Linked DNA regions of Homo sapiens: regions 1 and 3 are each linked to region 2. Evidence: read pairs that join two places in POLR2A ChIA-PET (ENCODE). Cell type or tissue: Panc1. All regions are shown on one strand. Each heading gives the region's core, and the rest is flanking DNA. Links, peaks and the distances in the headings are about the cores only.

Evidence for each region. Peaks named below come from ENCODE experiments on the same cell type or tissue, not always from the same donor. Only the 100,000 strongest peaks of a DNase experiment are listed, where the experiment ranks them.
Region 1: POLR2A ChIA-PET joins it to region 2 with 6 read pairs; 4 of 35 experiments call an interaction of 5 or more read pairs at or near these places.
Region 3: POLR2A ChIA-PET joins it to region 2 with 5 read pairs; 2 of 35 experiments call an interaction of 5 or more read pairs at or near these places.

The regions. Positions count from the first base shown.
Region 1 is chr13:30,658,766-30,666,929 of GRCh38, reverse strand. It overlaps USPL1 (ubiquitin specific peptidase like 1), which reads right to left. Exons shown (of 9, transcript NM_005800.5): 9 at 6,164-8,164. The coding sequence ends at 7,574. Among named protein-coding and RNA genes, the nearest start is that of TRN-GTT2-4, 11 kb to the left of the region's middle. RefSeq lists enhancers at 7,009-7,128, 6,869-7,628. In Panc1, for the core only: no CTCF peak of the experiment used is centred there; no DNase peak of the experiment used is centred there.
Region 2 is chr13:30,758,440-30,766,603 of GRCh38, reverse strand. It overlaps ALOX5AP (arachidonate 5-lipoxygenase activating protein), which reads right to left. Exons shown (of 5, transcript NM_001629.4): 5 at 2,178-2,660. The coding sequence ends at 2,498. Among named protein-coding and RNA genes, the nearest start is that of ALOX5AP, 27 kb to the right of the region's middle. In Panc1, for the core only: no CTCF peak of the experiment used is centred there; no DNase peak of the experiment used is centred there; H3K27ac peaks cover 2,615 bases.
Region 3 is chr13:30,412,026-30,420,189 of GRCh38, reverse strand. It overlaps LINC01058 (long intergenic non-protein coding RNA 1058), which reads left to right. Exons shown (of 2, transcript NR_125771.1): 2 at 245-751. Among named protein-coding and RNA genes, the nearest start is that of LINC01058, 6.1 kb to the left of the region's middle. In Panc1, for the core only: no CTCF peak of the experiment used is centred there; no DNase peak of the experiment used is centred there.

The sequences.
Region 1 (8,164 bases), core at 1,109-6,108, 99 kb after region 2:
TGAGAGGCAGGAGAATCCCAAAAACCCTCTCCCCAGGAGACCCCTTCATAAGTTGTACTCTTTTCTTTTTTGTTGTTGTTGTTTTTGAGACAGGGTCTCACTCTGTTGCCCAGGTTGGAGTGCAGTGGCACGATCTCAGCTCACTGCAACCTCTGCTTCCCAGGTTCAAGTGATTCTCTTGCCTCAGCCTCTCAAGTAGCTGGGACTACAGGCACACGCCACCATGCCCAGTTGATTTTTGTATTTTTAGTAGAGATGGGGTTTTGCCATGTTGGTCAGACTGGTCTCAAACTCCTGGCTTCAAGCAATCCTCCCGTCTCGGCCTCCCAAAGTGCTGGGACTACAGGCATGAGCCACTGCACCCAGCCTAAGCTGCACTCTTGATCGCTGTCACCCTGTGAAGACTGAGTCTCCCAGGACACTGAAGCCTAGACCTAACCTCGCCCCCTGACCCTCCCACGGTGCCTTTTGGAATGTGTGGTCTGTCTTTAATCCCACTGCCCCAGTTTTTTTCTGCCAACAGTCCCTTCCCTGCTGTCGTGCTAAATGGAACCTGAATATTCGCTGAATGTCCCTTTACAGCCCTGGCCAGTGGTGGCTGTCTTATCTCCCGCATTCCACATACTTTTGGGCCTGGAGATGAGAGAGGTTCTTCCTTGTTGCCATTTCAGCCACTCCCTCCCCTTCCCACTCAACCCTCCAGTGACTCTGAAACACTTTGGACTGAGCCCCTGCCCCTGCTCCTTTGGCTGTCATCTGCCGTTTTCATGGCGTTCTGCCTGTCCTTGAGGATTTTTGCTCCGGCTCACTGTATATTTCTTTCTGCTAGGGCCACTGCTGCCATTTAGATGACTTTGCCTCACACAGAGACAATCCATGTGCTATCCCAGCCTCTTGGTGCCTCTTTCTCCTCATTTTTCATGAATTCTTGCCAACTCTGGCCCTGCAGTTTCCTTGTCATACTCAGACTTTGTCATCACCTGTAACCTTGCTATCTCCAGAAGCTTAATTTCAAGCACACTACTTTCTAGCCAGCTTACTTCCTCCACAAGTGCCTCTCTGCCATTCTTTGAACCTTGCTCTGACCCACTGAGCTCTGCCACCACTCAGCAGACAGCCACTTCCTGTGTTCCTTACTTATCCATCCCTACAATCATTACCCTTGCAGGAAGCCTTATTCCTTTTCTCCTCTATCTCCTTGTCCCATCTGCCTGACAATTCCTCTACGTTGGCTGAAATTAACTTCACACTTAGTCTCTCTGTCCTGCACCTGAGCAGTTAAATACAACTGGAGAAAAATAAACCACCATCTTGGCTGGTCGCCATTAAATTGATGACCATAAACTTCCCACGGGCTCTCCGCACAGCTTAGCAAGCCCACTGCATGTCCCTATTCAATTCGCTCTCCATTCTGAGACCAATATTTCACACCTGTCTTCCTCCATGTTCAACTCCTTCTCCCCTCACACCCTCAGCTGATGATCTATTTATTTCCCCAAGAAAATAATCAGAAGAGACCGTTCTCATTCTTTTATCAGCAAATCTCTTAGCATCTGAGCCTAAGTACTTTGTCTTTCCTATTAATAAAATAATTTTTCTAGCTCTTAGGGTCACACCGCCTCCTCTTAGACACTGGAATCCCATCCCTGGAGAAGTTTGCCCCCGCAAGCGCCCCTTCTCTCACCTACAACATCCATGTGTCAGCCTCTCCCATCTTCAGAACAGTAACAAAAACCTTGACCTCACATTGCCCTACGAGGCACCAGAAAATGTTTCAAGAGTGAGTCCATAGCTCCACTTTCTCACCATCCCTTCTCTTGAGCCCACTCACACTTGTTCATGTGAAACTGTTCATGTGGAGTTAGCAGAGCTAACTTCCCTATTGCCAGAGCCAGTGGCCAATTACTCTATTACTCTTTTTCAGCAGCATCTGACAGATAATCATCCCTTCCTTTTAAAAAAAAGAAAAGCATTCTTCCTTGTATTTTCAGGGCACCACACTCCTATTGAATGAAGCTAGGCAGGCAACCATGTGACTAAAGGAAGAACATTCCAGGAAGAGCAAAAGTCAGGAGGAGCAAGTGTGCTTGGCCTTTGCCTTGGTCTGCTTGGGCTGCTATCACAAAATATCTTAGACTGGATAATTTATAAATGTTAGAAATTTAGTCTGGGCATGGTGGCTCACGCCTATAATCCAAGCACTTTGGGAGGCCAAGGCAGGCAGATCACTTGAGGTCAGGAGTTTGAGACCAGCCTGGCCAACATGGCAAAACCCTGTCTCTACAAAAAAATACAAAAATTAGTCGGGCATGGTGTCATACACCTATAGTCCCAACCACTTGGGAGGCTTAGGCACCAGAATTGCTTGAACCAGGAAGTGGAGGTTGCAGTGAGCCGAGATGGTGCGACTGCACTCCAGCCTGGATGACGGAGCAAGACTCTGTCTTGAAAAAAATATATATATATTGCTCACAGTTCTATAAACCAGGAAGTCCAAGATCAAGGCACCATTTTTGTTCTTCAGAGCTGTTTTAAGTCCCTAAATGACCCCATCCTATAACATGATCCACACATTCCTAATTCCCAAACGGCTATCTCCAGGGTGTCCCTCTCCGCTGAGCTCCAGTGTTGCAGATCTATCTTCCTATTAAATCATCTCCACTCGAAAGTCTAATAGGAATCTCACACTTAACACACTCCTAATGGGATTATCTTATCCCCTTTAAATTCTTTCCTTCCCAAATCTGACCCATCTCAGGAAATGGCACAATTGCTCAGTCAATAAAACCTGGAGTTCATTTTGACTCCTCTTCTACCTCACAGCCAATGCACATATCGTGTTGGCTCTACTTTTGAAATCCAACAGTAATCCAACTACTCTTGAACACCTCCAGTTACCACCCTAAACTCCAAGGAGATTGTAATAGACTAGGACTCCTATTCAGACCATCTGTAGACAGTCTCCCCACTTCAGTGATCCTTTTAAAACCCAGATCAGATCATGTTACCCTCTTGCCTGAAACTTTCCTGAGGTTATCTATTATTCTCAGCTTAAACAAAGTCCTCACTATGGCCTACAAAGCCATATGAGATCTGGTGTCTGCTAGCCTCTTTACTCATGTCCTAACTCTCCTTCACTGATCACTCTGCTCAACCACACTGGCCTCTTGCTTATCCTCAGTCATGCTGCTGTGGTCTCAATGTTTGTGTCCCCCCAAAATTAGTGAAGTCTAAATCCCCAATCCAACAGTACTAAGAGATGGGGCCACTGGAGAGACGGTTGAGGGCTCTGTGCCCCTCTTATGCCATGTGAGGACAGTGAGAGAACCAGCCATGAAGCAGAGCAGCTTTCACCAGAATGTGCTGATACCTTGATCTTGGACTTCCCAGCTTCTAGAACTATAAGCAATACACTTCTATTATTTATACATTTTACCCAGTCTAAGGTATTTTGTTATAGCAGCCCAAACAGACCAGACACATGCCTAGCACTCACTCTTCATGACTTTTGTTCTCCTGGAACGCTCTTCCTGCAATCACATGGCGAGCTCCCTAACTTTATTGAAGCCTCTTCTCAAACATCACCCACCTCCAAGAAACCTTCCAAGTCTACCTGGTCTAAAATACTTCTCCCTCTCATCCACTCCTCTTCTCCATAGCATTTAGTGCCATCTGACATAAGAATCAGTCCTCGGCCGGGCGCGGTGGCTCACGCCTGTAATCCCAGCACTTTGAGAGGCTGAGGTGGGTGGATTGCCTGAGGTCAGGAGTTCGAGGCTAGCCTGGCCAACATGGTGAAACCCCGTCTGTACTAAAAATACAAAAATTAGCCGGGCATGGTGGTGCAAGCCTGTAATCCCAGCTATTCGGGAGGCTGAGGCAGGAGAATCGCTTGAACCCGGGAGGTGGAGGCTGAACCCGGGAGGCGGAGGTTGCAGTGAGCCGAGATCATGCCATTGCACTCCAGCCTAGGCTACAAGAGTGAAACTCCATCTCCAAAAAAAAAAAGAATCAGTCCTCATTACTCACAGATTCCGTATTTGTGAATTCATTTACTTGCTAAAATTAATTTGTAACCCTAAAAATCAATGCTTTCAGTGCTTCTTGTGGTTATTCGTGGACATGCATGCACAGAACAGAGAAAAATTTGAGTCACAGGACGTGCACATTTCCAGCTGAGGTCAAACAAGTCAATACTCCACCTTCCTCTTTCAGTTCACACTGTAAACAAGTGTATTTTTGGGGGACTAGTGTCTTTGTTATTGTTCCTTTTTTTTTTTTTTTGAGACGCAGTCTCGCTCTGTCGCCCAGGCTGGAGTGCAGTGGCGCAATCTCGGCTCACTTCAAGCTCCGCCTCCCAGGTTCACACCATTCTCTTGCCTCAGCCTCCCGAGTAGCTGGGACTACAGGCGCCTGCCACCTCGCCCGGCTAATTCTTTGTATTTTTAGTAGAGACGGGGTTTCACCGTGTTAGCCAGGATGGTCTTGATCTCCTGACCTCGTGATCCGCCCGCCTCGGCCTCCCTAAGTGATGGGATTACAGGCGTGAGCCACCTTGCCCAGCCTATTGTTGCATTTTTTTGTGCTTTTTGTTGATTTCACTGTTTAAAACGTCCTCAAGTGCAGTGCTGAAGTGCCGTCTAGTGTTCCTAAGCACAGAAAGCTATGATGTGCCTTATGGAGAACACCATGTGTCAGATAAGCTTCGTTCAGGCTGAGTTACAGTGCTGTTGGCCATGTTAATGTAAAGAATCAACCATATAGATCAAATAACATGTCTTTAAACAGAAACAGAAAAGGTTATATAGTGATTGTTTGACAAAAATCTCATGACCACAGGCTAGCAGGAACCTATTTCCCCTAGGAACAGTATTTCAGTTTATACTAATTCAGTGTTCAAGGCAACTTTATTGACCATAACTACTACAAATGACATGAATCAACTGCATGTATCTCCTATTACTACCTAACATTATATATTGATCTCCATGTTTGGAAGGCAAACTCAAAAGGAGCAAGGATTTCCTTCTAGTGTGCTGCCTTATCTCAGGCTGATAACAGTGCTTGGTCCTTAGCAGTAATCTAGAAATATTTGTTGAAAAGATAATTAGTACAAGCAAAGGATAAGCAATTCTTAAACCCACCCCCGCCTCCACCAAAAAAAAAACAAAACAACAACTCAAGTGGACAATAGTTATAGAAAATGTTCAGGCTCACTAGTAATCTTGGAGCACCCAGGATTGGTTCCCCCCTTCCTCCCAATACTACTACCTAGTGTTGGCGAGGGCCCAGGGAAGTCAGTCATGCAATCACCAAAAAACCTTAAATGTGCATTTCCTTTGACCAAGCAACTCCACTCCTGGAAAACAAAACTTGGATCCATGCAAAAATTTATCAACAAGGCTAACTGCTGCAATTAACAATGGCAAGACAGTATAAATCACCTCAGAATCTTAAAACAGTGAAACAATGTTTATCCATTAAAACAGATACAATAGGATCTCACGTTTATTTAAAATCTATATGCATAAAATAGGAAAATGTTTGTAGTCACTAAGTATTAAAATGCATGGTCAAAAATCTTTTTTTTTGGTATTTTCCTAGTTTTTCCTTGACAATATGCACTACTTTTGTCAGAAAAAAAATAAAACAACACAGAAGCTTAGGAGTAAATCTGACAAATAGATTATGAAGTACTGAGTCCCTAGCAAATAATTTTACTGCAAGGACACTGGCTGCCAGCCTTAAACCTCAGTAAGTACTGCTGTTAACTCAAATCTCTACGGCAGTGGTGCTGTTTGGGCATCCTACTTTAAATGAAGCCTGAGGAGTGGAACATATATTGATAAGCTCAGCACTCAACTGCTGTAATAGCCACTCTACTCAATCTCAGCTCCACAACTGAATGAGTACAGTCTCCTTATCTGTAAGATGTGATAAAAGTATCTCACGCACAGGAATGTTGAGGTCTAAATGAAATAACATCTATCTCATATATCACAACCAACATCTAACAAGCCTCACAAGCACTGGTTATTACTCTCTCCCAAAACAGAACTGTTAGATGGTGTCCCACTTTGGTTACAGAAGTAAATGTCTTGGGAAGAAAGATGGTATTTGTGATAACATGTAAAGTTTGTACATCATCACAAAAACAGGTAACTTTTTTCTGCTATCATTTATTTATAGATTTATTGATCACTTAACATTACTAAAGTTCAAGTAACAAGGTTTCTTGCCCTCCTCTGTATGGAGAGATAAAGGAGATAAGTGACATAGGGAAAGTTTACATTCCACAGCACTCTACCGGTGTAACAAACAGGCGTAGGCTCTTACAGAAGGCCACACAACCATAAGGAAAACTGTCACACATTCATATACCGTATACAACTTAAATCTGCATAAACTCTTGAACTAATGATGGTGGCAGGTGCTCCAGTCAGCCTGCTATCATTCCGGCTGCAGCCTTGGAGCAGGCAAGATCTCCACCCTCCTGGGTGCGGGTGCAGACTCAGGCATCCCTGCACTTTTGGGGGCCTGCTTTTGCAGGCTCGGAAGTGCTTGCCTCTGCAGCTTGGCTTCTCCCTGCTATTGGCACCAGCTCTCAGATCAAAGCAGGGGGGTAAGCCTGGAAGCCATGAACAGGGAGGGCCTGAAGGCTGAGGGCCAGGCTGCCAGTCCCACCTGTAGGAGTGGGAACTGGTGCCTTTTCCAGGCCAGTAAGTATGCACTTCCTCCCCCGAGGCCCGTAAAATGCCCCAGGCTCAGCCAGAACTGAGCAGAGGGTGGGACGACCAGCAACAGGGAGGAGCTACCCTCTCTGCTAAGAGCTTCAGAGACCTGTAGAGACGGCAGAACAACCTGCCTATGGATAGAAGCTATCCTCTCCAGGGCCCCGTCTGAGAGCAGCAGGACCTCTGGACAATCTGCCTGCGAACAGAAGCTACCTTCTCCAGGGCTGCTTCTCTGCTGAGAGCTGAGAGGAGTCACCCTCTCCAGGGCCTTTTCTCTGCTGAGAGCTGAACACTTGAGGGACGACCTGCCCGCCGACACAGGGGAGCTGCTCACTGTGGGTCTCCTTCTGAGCTGTTCTAACACTAAATAAAGCTCCTCTTCTTCTTCTTCACCCTTCATTTGTCTGCATATCTGGACACAGGACAAGAACTCGGGCACCGTGGGCAAAGCGCCACGAGCAACAGGTTTCCAGGGGAAGAAAACCACCACAAAGATCACTCATAACACTAACATAACCAAAACTTCAAATCTAAAAATGTAATGCATCCAACTGTACAAACTGTCAGAAACTAGACGCCACTTTTCATCTTTAACATTTTGAAATCCTCATACTCTCACAAGAACAAAATGAAACCAAAAAGGAGAACACATTCAGTGATTTTAATGTGTAAGAAAGATTACATGCTTCATGGGCAGAACCAAAGGTTAAACCTTGCATTTTGTTCATGGTTATTACACAAGTAATTACACAAGTCCAGTGTATAAACACTACCTGAACACATTGTAAGTTCTTCTAATAATAATAAATATTATATGAAAAAAGTTAACAAGCATTAATTCAATAATTCTCAAACAGATATTCATCGAAATGAGGTAGGTCTAATGTGTCATTTGCTAAAGCATTTAATGCTGAGGAGGAAAAAAACTCATCGAAAATATCAGTCTTCATCGGACTCTCCAAGTTTAATGTTCTAACGCAGGCATTATTTGTCAGAGAGTCTGGCTGAACTTCACATGGATTTTTCTTGGTGGGGCTACAATAATTATGGTCCTGTCTCAGATGTGTGTTCTGGGAAACATCATTGAATTCACTTGGTACTGGTGGTGGGATATGACTATCTCCCATTCCCAAATACCTAAAGTCACCTTCCCCATTTTCTGACAGCTCTGTTGAAACAGGTGTAGGAGACAATAATTCCGCTAAAATTTCTTCATGAGTTTGACTACTGTACAGGGAAACACCAGGAACAGTGGTGCATGCAGACTCACTGGCAATATCAATTGGATATGGTAGCTCATTTAACAAGTCCTCTATTGATTCACAATCATTTGGAGACCCATCCTGGGGCACCTGTTCTAGATTTTCACTTCGAACTGTTCTGCTTTGCGGGGAAGACATAAGAGCAGCTAATTTCTTCTTTTCTGCCTT
Region 2 (8,164 bases), core at 1,393-6,392:
GAGCATTACACAATGCTGTCTTCAATTAGAAGCTGTCCCTCATCAGAAGCTGTGCACCTGAGACTCCTCTTCATAATTATGAAGGCTGCTCTCCCCTCCCCTTAATGCCTTAGACATGCACTCTGGCCCCAGGCCCCAAGTAGTGCCTCTGATGGGCCATTGCATCATTTCCTCTCCCCACCTTCTGGAAGCCCCACAGTCAGCTTGGACAGCATGACCTCTGAAAGCTAAGATGTCCCCAGGGTCCACTGGGCATATTATAACCTAGCTCACACGTCGGGTGTCTGATTTACTTTAGTTTTCCCAGGATCATCCCAGTTGTAAAACTGAAAGCCCAAAGAGAGTTTGGTGAATGGGTACAAATACACAGTTCAATAGGAGTAAGTTCCAATGTCTGACAGCCGGGTTGGGTGACTGTAGCTAACAAAATGGACTGTCTATTTCAAAATAGCTGGAACTGAGAACTTGAAATGTTCTCAACACATAGAAATGATAATCAAGGTGATGAAGACCCTAAATGCCCTGACTTCATCATTACACAATCCACACACATAATAAAGTATCACATGCACCCCACAAATACCTACAAATATGTGTATCAATAAAAATAATTTTTAAAAAACCGAAAGGACCACATCCCAGGAAAACTCCTCAATGCCAGGCCAATCAGGATTATTGATCACCTGACCACCTTCCAAACCAAGCCCAGGCATGAGAAGGCCTGGGGGCCACTTCCATCCTGCAATGTCCCATGCCTTCCCTATCAGCAAGAAGAAAAGAAAAGCCCAGCTTGGATGGTAGAGCACTGCTCTTTAGAGAGCACTCAGAGCAGAAGCAACTATCCTGAAGCAGTCAATGCCAAGGAGCTCCTGCTGGATGAGGTCTGGCAGTGCAAGCCAGGAGGGGCTTCAGCCTGGACCATCAGACAGGCCTGGAAAGCAAGGCTCATTCAGGCCCTCTCCCTTGAATTGAGAGATCCTCTTGCCTGAGCATCATACATGAGGCACATGGATTCAGGCCTCAGACCACGCCAGACTCCACATTCCATCATCTCTGCTGCCCAAGCAGGCAACTGGAGGAGAGCTGGGGGAGGCTTCACATCCTTCCTAGGATTGTGACTGTCATGATACTCATCTGGGGAATAACACAGACCCACCTATTACTGTCCAGCTCGATTGAGAGTTCAATCCTGATGAATGGCTCCCCTATAAGAGCTGGCTTCTCTGTTGGGGATCCTGGAATCTTGACTACACCCCGCCATCTTCCAAGCTGTGCTGTTTCTGCCAAGTGGCACCTGTCATGACAGTGGCTGGATCACTGTCACTATGAACTGAGTGACCAGTGGGACATTTACTGAGATGGTGCTATGGTCTGAGTGTTTGCACTCTCCCCAAATTCACATGTTGAAATCAAATCCCCAGTGTGATGGCATTAGGTGGTAGGGCCTTTGGGAAGAGGCCCATATTGTGGGACAAATCTGTCCACACTGTGGGAAATGGCTCAACACACATACTTCATTAAATACAGCCAGTTAGCGATTCATAAACTCATTCATTCATTTATTCATTGGTTTGCCAATATTTGGGGGCACGTATGACGGTCCTCGCATTATCTTAGGTTCCCACAGGGAATTACAGAACATTTTAAACTGTATAACATGGAAGTGCTGGGCACGATGCTAGTATATGAAGATACCAACCTAATTCACATGGCTGTGTGAAGAGGGATGGATGTCATAAAAGATCTTCAAGTAATTTTTCCAGAAGCCAGATGTGTATTTTTTTTAATTTGAGATGGAGTCTCACTCTGTTGCCCAAGCTGGAGTGCAGTGGCATGATCTTGGCTCACTGCAACCTCTACCTCCCGGGTTCAAGCAATTCTCCTGCCTCAACCTCCCAAGTAGCTGGGATTATAAGCATCCACCAGCATACCTGGCTAATTTTTGTATTTTTAGTACAGACAGGCTTTCACCATATTGGCCAGGCTGGTCTTAATTCCTGACCTCAAGTGATCCACCTGCCTCGGCCTCCCAAAGTGCTGGGATTACAGGTATGAGCCACCACACCTGGCCAGGATGTGTATTTTTAATATTATCATTTAGTTTGAGGAAAACAAACTAGTCGTTTGTGGGTATAGAGATAAATCCCCCAAAAGCCATTAACAAAACCCCTCAACTATCAGCTTAAAACATGTCTCTGCATTTTATTTTAAGAAAACACAAACCTGGTCACAAAACATCTTCAGAGAACAGGATAAGTGAAGAAACAAACAAAATGCATGGGAATAGCAAATTTGGGGCCACGGTCATGTTCAAGGGGCGGAGCTGACATGACATCATTTTGTTCCCGGAAAAGCAAGGTTAACTCAAGCTGTGAAGCCCAGATGGCCAATAGATTTACAGCCATCTAAAGAAGAGCAGAATGCTCTCAAGAGCTGAATTATGATGACTTGTAGGTATTGATTAGATGAGAACACCAACCCCATATTCAGCAGAGAGTTAGGGAATGAGAAGTAGAGGGGAGATGGTGGTGGAGATCGTCTTTATGTAGTTTTCAAAGTCACTTCCGAAAAAGAAGATGAGGTAATAGTTGAATATGCCAGCAACGGACATGAGGAACAGGAAGAGTATGATGCGTTTCCCAAATATGTAGCCAGGGGTGCTGGAAGAGAAGGAAAAAGAAAACTGTAGATGCAGTGCGAATGACACCAATTTCACACACACAAAAATGTTACCCCTTTTAGATATATGGGGTTTAAATTATAGCTCCCTGGACTCAACAATGCTCCATTTTCCCATTTACTTCATTTGAAGGGTAGAAGTGTCTCAGCTATTACTAGTCATTGAACTTATTTCAAACCCAAGTGAAGAGAGCCTAGACCTCAAAACCCATTACCACGAGGGCTCTGCTGTACCCGCCCCTCTGTGCTCTCATGATTTCCTTAACTCCAGAGCTCCTTGATGGCCTGAAGATGGCAGGTTCTGTTGACCATTGGGCATCCTCACTGAGCATTAGGACCATTAAGACCCTCTCTGCAGCTGCCCATAACGACAGACACGTGTGTAATGCAGGACTGTGTTAGAAGTGAAGTTTAAATGAGCCGATAAAACCGGTGGAATCTGAAAGGTGCTTCGGCATCTGAGGGCTCATTCTATTCTCCTGAGGCTGACTGGAATAATTCATATCTACATTCATGAGACCTGGGCACCCAGCAATGGGAGACAGGCCCTTGCATTTTTGAGTGGAGGGAGAGACTTGGTTTTTGTTGTTATTGTTGTTGTTTGTTTCTTTGTTTTTGAGATAGAGTCTCACTCTGTAGCCCAAGCTGGAGTGCAGTGGTGCAATCTCGGCTCACTGCAACCTCAGTCTTCTGGGCTTAAGTGATTCTCATGCCTCAGCCTCCCAAGTAGCTGCAACTACAGGCGCACGCCACCACTCCCAGCTAACTTTTTGTATTTTAGTAGAGATGAGGTTTCGTCATGTTAGCCAGGCTGGTCTTGAACTCCTGAGCTCAGGCAATCCACTCACCTCGGCCTCCCAAAGTGCTGGGATTATAGGCGTAAACCACCATGCCTAGCGGAGACATGTTTTAATATACTCTATCCTTCTCTCCAAGGCACTAAATCCTAAACTGCATCCCCCAGTGAGATGTGACCTCCTAATGGCATGCAGAGGCCACCCTGTTTCTGCCCTCCCTCTGCAGAGCCCTCCTCTGACTGCCTCCATGGCTGGCCCATCTGAGAGGTGATAACAGGTTGGGAAAGTCCAAATGACTCAGGAGGATTGTTAGTAAAGATCCTGGGAAGGCATCTTTAGGCAATCAGGACCGCACAACAAGATGAGCCAGCTCAGCCCAACAGCTAACTTCGTACTGCCAAGTGCCGTTTCCTGCCATAATCAGAGAGCAGCATTTGGCATCCACAGGTTTAATATTAGAAATTTTATCAATTTGAAAGGCACCCCATATGCTGATAATATAACTCATAATTTTTCTTTTTCTTTTCTTTTTTTTTTTTTGAGACTGAGTCAAGCTCTATTGCCCAGCTGGAGTGCAGTGGCACGATCTCAGATCACTGCAACCTCTGCCTCCCGGGTTCAAGCGATTCTCCTGCCTCAGCCTCCTGAGTAGCTGGGATTACAGGCACCTGCCACCACACCTGGCTAATTTTTGTATTTTTGGTAGAGATGGTGTTTCACCATGTTGGCCAGGCTGGTCTCGAACTCCTGACCTCAGGTGATCTGCCCACCTCGGCCTCCCAAAGTGCTGGGATTACAGGCGTGAGCCACCACGCCCAGCCAACTCATAATTTTTCTACAGCAGGAGTCTGAAAGTCACTCAGCCATTATGTATCAAGCTCCTTGCTACTCAAAGTATGGTCCGTGGACCAGCAGCATCAGCCCCCACACTGGAAACTTGTCAGAAATGGGAAATCTCAGGTCCCTCTGGAACCTAATGAATCAGAATCTGCATTTTAACAAGCTCCCTGTGGGACCCACTCACATCAGAAAAGCACTGCTAGCTGACACCAGCCCTGTTCCTTGGCCAGCTTCATTCTCTCCCTGTTTTCCTGTTCACAGTCATGTTCATGAGATAAGACATCCTAACTAGCTCCTTAAGGGGGAAAATAAACATCCCAAAAGAGGGTGTTGTGGGCTGAATTAGGTCCCTTCCAAAATTCATATGTTGAATCTTTACTCTCAGTTCCTCAGAATGGGACTGTATTTGGAGACAGGGTGTTTAAAGAGATAATTAAGGTAAAATGAACTCATATGGGTGGATCCTCATCCAGTATGACTGGGGTCTTATAAGAAGGGGAGATTTGGACACAGACATGCTCAGTGAGGTGATGATGTGAAGACACAGGTAGAAGGTGGCACTCTATAAGCCAAGGAGAGAGGCTGCAGGAGAAACCGACCCTGCCCACACTTTGATCTTGGACTTCTAGCCTCTAGGACTGTGAGAGAATAAATTCTGTGGTTTGAGCCCCCCAGGCTGCAGTGCTTTGTTATGGCAGCGCCAGCAGATGAGTACAGAGTCCCCTGCTAGTGCTGGTAAGGGAATTGAAAATAAAATAAAGAAGTCCAAGTAAGGGATATTTTTTAGCCAGAGAATAGAGGGTTCAGATAAATTAAATTGTGAAAAGTCAAATATCGTGGTGGCTCAGATTTATCACACGAATGAGGCCACCATATGCTCATTACAGAAACAAGAAAAAGTGATTTGCGAAGCTGTTTTACACTCAAGATAAAACCGAAGTGAAAAATGAAATGGCAGCGCCTCCTGATGAAATAGTGATGCTCTTCAATTCAGGTAGGATTTTTTCCAAGGTCTCAGGGCATGTGGCCCTCGCAGCATAGGACTAGGGTGCTTTAACTCTTCCCAGGCTGTGCACAGGGTGTGGAAGATAAGAGCTCAGCCTCCTGCTCCCTTGTCTGCAGGGCTCAGGGAATGTGACCCCAGGCCGGGCACATCATTAGCTGCACCTTTAAGTCTCTGAAGTTTGGAAATGGGGCCACAGCTGTGGCAAGTGAGCATGGTGGGCAGATACCGAACCTGACCCAGGCTCAGCAAAGCTGCGGAGAACCTGAAATGCTGTGAGCAGGGAAGGAAGACCTTGGGGGCCTAGACAGCGCACACCAGGGTCATTAGCCCTTGAACAAGGAGGACATCTCTTTCATGTTTCTATTTTTTTTTTATACCAACCACAGAAGACTCACTAATCTTTCATTGTTTCTAAAAGTTGGTACATAATCCTAAATGAGTGAGGAAGGTCAGAATTAAATTATTAAGCATCTTTCGGGGCCAGGTATTGTACACCCATGACTTCCTTTAATTCTCACAGCCATCCTATGGGGGCGTATTGTAAACCTATTTTCCATCTAGGCAAACAGAAAAGAGAGGTTGCATGATTTGCCTCAGGTCCCACAGCCAGCAAGAGGCAACACAGGAGTTCAGACCTGCCTGTGTGAGGCCAGAATCCCGTGCTTTGCACTGCAGGGCAAAGGATGCCTTCAGACTTCGGAGACCAGGATTTGGTTATTAGTTTTGAAACAGCTGTGCCCTCCACAGGCAGCATAAAACTTACATGAAAACACAAAAGCATCCTGCTAAATAATTCCCATCTCAAAGGTGCTAACCACTTCTAGGATGAGGCGCCGTAGTGTGGGAGATGGGGGCGCCCAGGCATCCAGAGCCCTGAGTTCCACCCAGGCATCGTGGGTGGCTCATGCCTATAATCCCAGCACTTTGGGAGACTGAGGCTGGCAGATTGCTTGAGTTCAGGAGTTCGAGACCACCCCAGCTCAGCTCTCTGTGGCCCCCCGCCAGTCACCCCCCCTCCTCCACTTCCCACCCCAGGTTCTTAATGTGAACAAAATACGAGGTAGGAACAGAAAACATTACAGTCCCTTCTTGTTTTAAAAATCTGTTCTTTTCAGAATTTAGGGAAGTGTCATTTTAAGCCTGGTGACCTCTAAAGAAAATAAAAATTGTAAGCTCTGTGAGGACAAGATATTTCTCCTCTGCCCACCCACAAATCTCCAATAAATAAGGACCTCTGCAAATATTTCTGAAATGAATGAATCATTTCTCAGAAAAGAGAAGTGAACAGCCTTCAGCGATTCCCAAACTCCAGTGTGTGTAAGAATCACCTAAAGAATGTGTTATCTGAGAATGCAGAATCATCTGAGAATGCAAATTCTCAGGCTTCCTCTGGCAGAGATTCTGATTCATAAGTCTGGGATGGGGCCCAGGAATCTGTATCTTTAATAAGCACCACAGATGATTCTAATACTGTTGTTTGGTGGGTTTCGCTTTTAGAAACAGCAGCCTTGATATCCATCTATGCTCCCCGGCCTTCCAAAAGAAGAATGTTTCTCCTCAAACTCTGGTGAAGTAACACCATACTCCACACTTGGAGGGGCCCACAGACTCTAAAACATTGATGCTGAGGAGGAGAAATGACAACGAGGAATCAGTCTTCTTGCTTTTTGAGAACTAGGTCTATGATTATTTTGGTAAGTTGAATATATTTGGTCTTGCAATGTGCCCCTGGCTCTAGGAGACACCTTGGGTCTCCTTGGGGACAAAGACTCCGTCATGTTCACTGTTACTCCTTCAGCAACTGACCTGGTACCTGGCACAGAGCAGGTAGCAAATATCTACTGAATCAATGTTGAGTGAATGAGGAGTGAGTGAGCAACTCAGGAGGAGGAGGAGTGGGGTAACCTGAGTTCATTGGCCTCAAGAGTTGGCAGTCATTGCCCACCCACCATTGAGCTGAGAACTTCATATTGCCAAGAGGATCAGTAGGAGCCCCAACAGAGGACAGGACTCCATGGGATAGGAAGAGGGAGCAACCCAGTGCCTGCTAGGGAAGGTAGGTAATAAAAGACCAAGAGTCAGTTGCCAGTTGGTGCCAGGTGCCATTGAGTTCAGGCCCAGGTAATAGCTTAAATGAATGGGGAAGAAACCAAGATTCAGGCTGGGCATCATGGGTGGCTTATGCCTATACTCCCAGTACTTTGGGAGGCCGGGGATGGCAGATTGCTTGAGTTCAGCAGTTCGAGACCAGCCTGGCCAACATAGCTAAACCCTATCTCTACTAAAAATACAAAAAATTAGCTGGGTGTGGTAGTGCACACCTGTAGTCTCAGCTACTCAAGAGGCTGAGGTATAAGAATCACTTGAACCTGGGAAGAGGTGGAGGTTGCAGTGAGCCAAGATCAGGCCACTGCACTCCAGTTTGGGTGACAGAGCAAGACTATGTAAGGTGAGGTGAGATGAGGTGATGTGAAGGGAGGGAAGGGAAGGGAAGGGGAAAAGAGAAGAGAAAAAAGAAAAGAAGAGAAAAGAAACGAAACCAAGATTCATCCTTCACTGCTGGGTAGTAACTGCTACAGGTGAACTAAACAGGATAGAGGAAGGGGTCAGAGAGAGTAGGATGAAGGGCTGAAAATAAGAGCCAGAAACTTCTAGAGGGCATTAAAAAGGGAGCTGCAAAATCCTCGCAGGGCAGCCTGAAGCCTGAAGGAAGAAGCTCAGACTGGGGCATTCATTATGGAATGTCTTCCCTACCCACTGGATCAAGGATGACACTGAACTTCCTAAGCGGACAGGGCTGGAGCAACTTCTGGAAAGGGGCAACGGACCATCTGGGGTTCAA
Region 3 (8,164 bases), core at 1,109-6,108, 350 kb after region 2:
GACATCCCAGCCTGCTAAGGAAGTCAGTGGGAAGCCTGGTTTTCAAATCAAATGTCTACACATGTTCCAATAGAGTACAGAGAAAATCGGTGTTTAAGAGCCCATGTGGTGGGATAATACCTTAGGGTGCTATCTGATAGTTCATTTATTTCTAAACCTAGTGTAGCTGCCATATTGATAATTAAATATCCCATAGGAGCTCTAGGAGGGTCTCCTCGTGTTATCCCTTCTCCTTTTTTTTTAGGGTAAGAACTGAAGCCACCAAAAGGCTTACTATACCACACAACACCCAAGCCTTCCTTTGGGGCATGGGGACAGTGGATCTATGGCTCCTCAGGGTGCCAACCAATTGAAGAAGGAAGCCAGCTCCACTCAACAGCTTCTACAAAGGAAGGGCCACAGGAGAGGGGCTTCAGTGGTTCCAGGCAGCTGCTTCATTCACAACAGAATGGCCATTTTCTCCAGCATGGCCAACTATCCCTAGTCTTTTTGTCATGACAGCCTAGAAGGCAGAAGCTAGGGCCAAGGCGGCTGCTAAGGAATTCCTACTCCTACTGGGGCCTAATGTCAGGCTTTCCTTATATTGTGGAGTGGGCCCTGGAAGATAGTTAGAGACCCTTCCTGCTGGGCACCCTGAAGAGGAGCAAGAGGATCTGGTGAGCAAAATGAAGCAAAAGTGCAGTGCTGGAGCTGACAGCCCTGTTCCCTACTGCACGCAGTTGGCTCAGGGCTGTCCCCCACTTTGGAGCTTCTTGCCACTCACGGGCTACCCTGCACACACTACTTACTGCCCAGGCCTGTCTGCCACCACAGTACCCTGTGCCTGAGACCTTTCCTGGCCTCTGCTGGATCCCAGGCCTAGTATCATTCCTAGGGACTCCAGAGGCAAGTCCAGGCTAATATGCTCTGGGAAAACAATGTACAATGTACATGTTTGCCTTTTGACGTAGATAAATGATACCTGGATCCCAGGTCTGGCTCTGGGGCAGGGGAGCTTCAGGCCTGGCTATGGCAGAACACTGAAGGAGGTACTTTGGGTTTTCACAACCTCTTAAATCATCTCAGAGAGAGAGTGAACAACTTACTTTCACATGCACAAGCTGCCGCTGGCTCTGTCACAAGAAGATGGACTACAAGTAATAAAATCAAGATGAAGTTCTGTGTACATCTTTCCAGCTTACAAGAATTGTAGAAAGTTGAAGATGAAAGGGATATTAAAGAGCATCTCATTCTACCTCCTCATTTTGCAGCTGTAAGAACCGAGGCCCAGGGAGGGGGACTGGGGAAGCCACCATCACACAGCTGCTCCGTGGCAGGAGTTGTGCTAACTTTCTGTGGCTGTTGCCATTACACCCAGCATCTTTTGACTTTTGAAAACAGCGAAGGAGAAATCAGTCCTCCCAGCATCTTCACCTCCCACGACGTTTATTGTTTCCAGCTGTTAAAAATTGGCCCTTTAAAAATGGGTCGTCTTGCCAGTCATTGAGGGTCACCGCGGTGGGGAGTGCTGATTTAGAGGGCGGCAGAACAGGGAGGTGATTGGAGGCATAATTGCCAGTCTCCTCCTTGGCACCTGGGGATTTCTGTCATTCAAGTCTCAGGGTGTGTGCCCTCAGCAAATACTAACCCACAGAGTCAATTGCTAACTGCAGTCATCTGTGCATTTGCCCTCTGGGGATGGAAAGCCATAAGAAATGCCATTTCCTAATCTAGTTGGCCTTGGATGAGAAGATGTTTTTGCCTAATGGAAGCCTTTGGAGAGTGAATAATGTGAATAATGTGTATTTAGGACCTACAGTGCTCCCCAGGATGCTGTAAGGGACCTGGTTATAAAGAAAAAAACCTCACTGATGGTCTTGGCTTTGTCCTTGTCTGAGTTAAGTCCTTTTGGTTGGAAGTAATCAACTTGAGCTGACGTAAGCATTAAGGGACATAGAAGAGTATAGCAGTATCTCATGAAGTCCAAGGGCAGATGGCCTCAAGGTAGCCCGAGAAGCTGCTAGGAACCTAGACAGTCCACCTTCTCCAGCTTTCTTCTCTGCTTCGTGTCTCCCTCTGCAATCCACTTTCTTCTCTGTGAGTAGCTGGGCAGAGGATAATCCCTCAACAACTATCACATCTACATCTTCTCTCCTAAAGAGATTAGCCAAAGGTGAGTGGCTGTCCTCAGTCCAATACCAGATTCCTGGGAGAGGGAATTTGGTTGTCCCAGCCTGGGTCAGGTGCACAGCTTGATCCAATCAGGTGTGCCCAGGAGAGGGTGCCCTGAGACAGGCACATCTGGGGACACTCATCCTCATGAATGACCGGACAGTTCTCCAGGAAAGAAGAGAGAAGAGTGGAGGTCAGACATTTCAAATGTATATTATAGGCATCAAATTAGTTACTGATACAGAAAAATGGCAATGTCTAAGTAGGGGGCTTGAGAAACAGTTCAAACACTGTATAGATTTTGATTATTTGCTTAACTTCCAGGATGATAAATTGTCTATTATGGAGCTGTATTTTTTTTTTGGAGACAGAGTCTTGCTGTTTGGCTGGAGTGCAGTGGCGTGATCTCGGCTCACCACAACCTCCACCTCCAGGTTCAAGCAATTCTCCTGCCTCAGCCTCCCGAGTAGCTGGGATTACAGGTGCCCACCACCAGCCCTGGCTAATTTTTGTATTTTTAGTAGAAACGGGGTTTCACCATGTTGGCCAGGCTGGTCTAGAACTCCTGACCTCAAGTGATCCGCCCTTCTCGGCCTCCCAAAGTGCCAGGATTACAGGCGTGAGCCACCATGCCCAGGTGGAGCTGAATTTTTTTTTTTTTTTTTGAGGTGGGAGGATGGAGTCTCGCTTTTTCGCCCAGGCTGGAGTGCAATGGCACGATCTTGGCTCACTGCAACCTCCGCCTCCCAGGTCCAAGCAATTCTTCTGCCTCAGCCTCCCCAGTAGCTGGGATTACAGGCATGTGCCACCACACCCGGGTAATTTTTGTATTTTTAGTAGAGACAAGGTTTCACCATGTTGGCCAGGCTGGTCTCGAACTCCTGACCTCAAGTGATCCACCCATCGCAGCCTCCCAAAGTGCTAGGATTACAGGCATGAGCCACCGCGCCCAGCCAATCTTTTTATATAGTAGATTTCTTGCAATGTAACCCCTATCCTCTGGGCTTTGTGTAAAAAGTGCATTCAGACAATCTGAGGAGTGTCTTAATTTTTTGTGTGACTATCATATATATTTTCATCCTGTTGAGGTGTGTTTGCTAGGTGGATATTGAACATGAAATCAAAGTATAATTTTAAACTTGTGTTGAAATATATGTGTATAAGCATATGTGCACAATTACCTATATTGTCAAACACCCAACCTGCTTTCCAAAGGATTTGAAGCAAGGTCTAATAAAAACACAGAAAAAGTATGGCCAAGAGCTGTAAACACCAAAAAAAGAAGTAAAGGGCAAGTCGCAAACAGACTGCAGTTGAGCAAAGCTGCAAAGGACTATAATACCAGGCCTGAAGTGGTTGCTAAATGTAGCTCTGAGCTTTCTGACATTCAAAGCCAAAAATAGGTATATTTTATTATTTAAACAGTGTCTACTCTGAGGTCCTCAAAACTCTTTCAGGGGGCCCACAGATCAAAACTATTTTCATAATAACACCAAGACATTGTTTGCATCTTTCATTGTCATTCTCTTAGGAGTGTACAGTGGAGTTTTCCAGAAGGCATATGCCATGTGCATCACCACAGCTTAAATGCAGAAACAGACATGAGGATCTAGCTGTGTCCTACTAAGCCAGACATTCAGGACATCTAAAAGTGTAAAACAATGCCACTCTTCTCACTAACTTTTTTGTTTTGGAAAATATATCTTTCATAAAATATTGATTATGTTGATATATTACGGGTTTGTTGTTATTATTTTAAATGAATTAATAAATAATTTTCTGATTTAATTTCTATTACTGTAAATATTGATGGATATATCCTGTATAAGCAAAAACTCTCTGGGGTTCTCAACTATTTTTAAGAGTGTAAAGGGGTCATTAGAGAACTGCTCAAGAATGTTAGTATTATTTAAAGAGCTTCTGCACAGAAAAACTATCAACAGAGTAAACAAACAAACTACAGAATGGGAGAAAATCTTCACAAGCTGTGCATCTGACAGGGGCTAACATCCAGACTCTATAGGGAACTTAAACATTTCAATGAGTAAACAATAATTAACCCCATTAAAAAGTGGGCAAAGGACATGAACAGACACTTCTCAAAAGAAGACATACAAGCAGCCAACAGACATGAAAAAATGTTCCACATCACTACTCAGAGAAATGCAAATTTAAACCACAGGGAGATACCATCTCACTCTAGTCAGAATGGCTATTATTAAAAAGTCAAAAAAATAATAACAGATGCTGTTGAGGCTGTAGAGAAAATGTAATGCTTATACATTGTTGATGGGAACATAAATTAGTCCAGCCACTGTGGAAAGCAGTTTGGAGATGCCTCAGAGAACTTAGAACTACCATTTGACCCAGCAGTCCCATTACTTGGTACATACCCAAAAGAAAACAAATGTTTCCACCAAAAAGACGCGTGTGCTCATATGTTCACTGCAGCACTATTCACAATAGCAAAGACATGGAATCAATCTAGGGGTCCATCAGTGGTGGGTTAGATAAAGACCATGTGGTACACATACACCATGAAATACTGCCCAGCCATAAAAAAGAACGAAATCATGTCCTTTGCAGCAACATGGATGCAGCTGGAAGCTGTTAGCCCAAGTGAATTAATGCAGGAACAGAAAACCAAATCCTGCATTTTCTCACTTATAAGTGTGAGCTAAACATTGAGTACACGTGGACGTAAAGATGGAAACAGCAGACACTGGAGACTACCAGAGGAAGAAGAAAGGGAGGGAGGAGAAAGGGAGGGAGGAAAAAGGGAGGGAGTCAAGGGCTGAAAAACTACCTATTAGGTACTATGCTCAGAACCTCAGTGATGGGATTAATTGAACCTCAAACCTCAGTGTCACACAATATACTCATGTAACAAGCCTGCATATGTGCCCTCTGAATCTAAAATAAAAGTTGAAATTATTTTTTAAAAAAAGAATATTACTATTATTTAATCATCTGTATTAGTCCGTTCTCACAATGCTGTATATTAATAAAAGTACCTGAGACTGGGTAATTTTTAAGGAAAAGAGTTGACTCACAGTTCTGCATGGCTGAGGAGGCCTCAGGAAACTTAAAATTGTGGTGGAACGGGAAGCTTGCAAGGCATGTCTTACATGGTGGCAGGAGAGAGATAGAGAGAGCAAGGCAGGGGGTTGGGGGGAAAGTGCCACACTTTTAAACCATCAGATCTTGTGAGAACTCACTATCACAAGAACACCATAAAGGAAACTGGCCCCGTGATCCAGTCACCTCCTACTGGGTCCCTCCCCTGACACATGGGGACTGCAATTCGAGATGAGATTTGGATGGGGACACAGAGCCAAACCATATCATGTTTTGAGAAAATTCAGCCTAGGTAAACAAAAATTCATGTTAGAAAGTATTACATTTGTATTACAAAAAGATTTTTCATTTTGGAAATATTAGACTTATGGAGGGGGTGATCAATAACTTTATTGATTGAATGATTGAGCAGTTCATTGTATATTTAAAACATGATTCAAGGCCAGGCGCGGTGGCTCACGCCTGTAATCCCAGCACTTTGGGTGGCTGAGGTGGGCGGATCACGAGGTCAGGAGATCGAGACCATCCTGGCTAATATGGTGAAACCCCGTCTCTACTAAAAAATACAAAAAATTAGCCAGGCGCGGTGGCAGGTACCTGTAGTCCCAGCTACTTGGGAGGCTGAAGCAGGAGAATGGTGTGAACCCGGGAGGCAGAGCTTGCAGTGAGCCGAGATTGCGCCACTGCACTCCAGCCTGGGTGACAGAGCGAGACTCCATCTCAAAAAAAAAATAAATAAATAAAAATAAACATGATTCAGATGATCCCAGTTGACTCAGTTTACCAGTTATATGTATAATACATTTAGGAAAACAAAAGTGTATTGCACAGTTGCAGTAGAAAAGAAGGAAGCATGCTTCCAGGTATGGCTAGTGTCTGCAGTTACGCAAGCCCCAGAATGGGAGGAAATGTCTAGAGTTGGTAAAAGAGCAGCACGAAAGAAAATAGGAACTTCAAAGTTTAAGTGGAACTTAATTTCTTTGACAGCATGGTTGAGCAGAAGGTCAAGGCGGTGCATATAAATTTCAGTAAGACATTAGACAAAAATATTTTACAGTGTTCTTCTTGATTAGCTAATGGAGAGATGTAGGGTAGATCATGGTACAATTAGATTGATTTGCAGCTAGCTGGTTGAACAATCATTTCCCAAAAGTCTTGGTAATGGATCCATTTCAACTTCGACGGGGTTCTTTATAGGCTTACCACGGGGCCCTATCTTAAGCCTCACTCAGTACAATATTGTTATAAGTCATATGCTGGTGAAATCTGTTGTTGACACACAGATAAGAGGAATAGCTTATACATTAAGATGCTAGAACCAGAGGCCAAAAACATCTTAAAAGACTGGAGCAATGTGTCAAGTTTAATAAGATAGAGTTTAATAGGATAGCATTCCACATTCTGGCCCCTAAAAGCTCACTAAACAAGTTCATGATGTTTGGAACATGGCATATTTAAATGACATCAGAATGAGGCAAATACATAAACGTATCTGAGCCAGGTCCAGTGGCTTATATATATAGTCCAAGCTACTTGGGAGGCTGAGGCGGGAGGATTGTTTGAGTCCAGCCTGGGCAACATAGTGAGGACCCATCTCTTTAAAAAAAAAAGTATCTGTAAGGACTTTCCTATGAGTAGGCCACCACTTGATTTATAGGATGAGGTTTCCTGAAGCTTCTTGATGTCAGTAGGTCTTAGGCCAGGGGACAAGAGGGTGAGGTTGTGGAAGAAACCTGCATGGAAAGTATGGCTTAAGAATGCAATATGCGCCCATGCAGTGGCTCACGCCTGTAATCCCAGCACTTTGGGAGACCGAGGTGGGCGGATCACCTGAGGTCAGGAGTTCGAGACCAGCCTGGCCAACATGGTGACACCCCCCCGCCCAATCTCTACTAAAAATACAAAAAAATTAGCTGGGCATGGTGGCATGCACCTGTAATCCCAGCTACTCGGGAGGCTGAGGCAGGAGAATCACTTGAACCCAGGAGGCAGAGGTTGCGATTAGCCGAGATTGCACCACCGCACTGCAGCCTGGGTGACAGAGCAAGACTCCGTCTCAAAAAAAAAAAAAAAAACAACAAAGTGCAGTATGCAAAAGAAAACAGCAAACTCAATAAATGACTTTCTAAAATGTGACGGGAGGCCTCAGAATGTATTAATAGAAATATAATGTCCAGAATAAAGGAGGGGGTGGTCCTGCTTTACTCTGTGCCAGTTAGGCCCCACCTGGAATACTGGAGGCAATTCTGGGTGACCACCTTTTACAGAGACTTTGACCAGCTAAAATATACAGAGAACATAGTAATTAAGATGGAAAGCCTCTTGAAATCATGTCATGTCCCTGCTTTCAAAGTGTGACCCTGCTGGCTACCTCTCAGAGCTCACTTCCTACCTCTTTCCCCTCACTGTTTCCTCTTCACTGATGGCCTCATTGGTATTCCCCAGACATCAAGCATTTATCATTTCAAGGCCTTTTTTTTTTCTCTCCCCAGATATTGACATGGCTCATCCCCTCAGTTCAGGAGATTTTTCTGAAAGTCAGGTCCTTGTCCAAATGTTATGTCCTTAATAGGACCTCTCTTACCTCCCAACCTAAAGAAACACTCTCATTCCCAGTTTCTTTACCCTGCCTTTCTTTCTATATATGTATCACTACCTACATTATATTATAAATGTACCTATTTAACTGTTTATTTTCTGTCTTCCTCAATAGAATATATGTTCCAGGAGGGCTGTGGCTTTGTTTTCCTTTTCCATCATTCAGCCATCCTAGGTACACAATAAGCAGTTTTTGTTTGTTTGTTTGTTTTTTGTTTTTGAAATAGGGTCTCACTTTGTCACCCAGGTTGGAGTGCAGTGGTGCGATCTCGCCTCACTGCAGCCTCGACCTCCTGGGCTCAAGCAATTCTCCCACCTCAGCCCCGCAAGTAGCTGG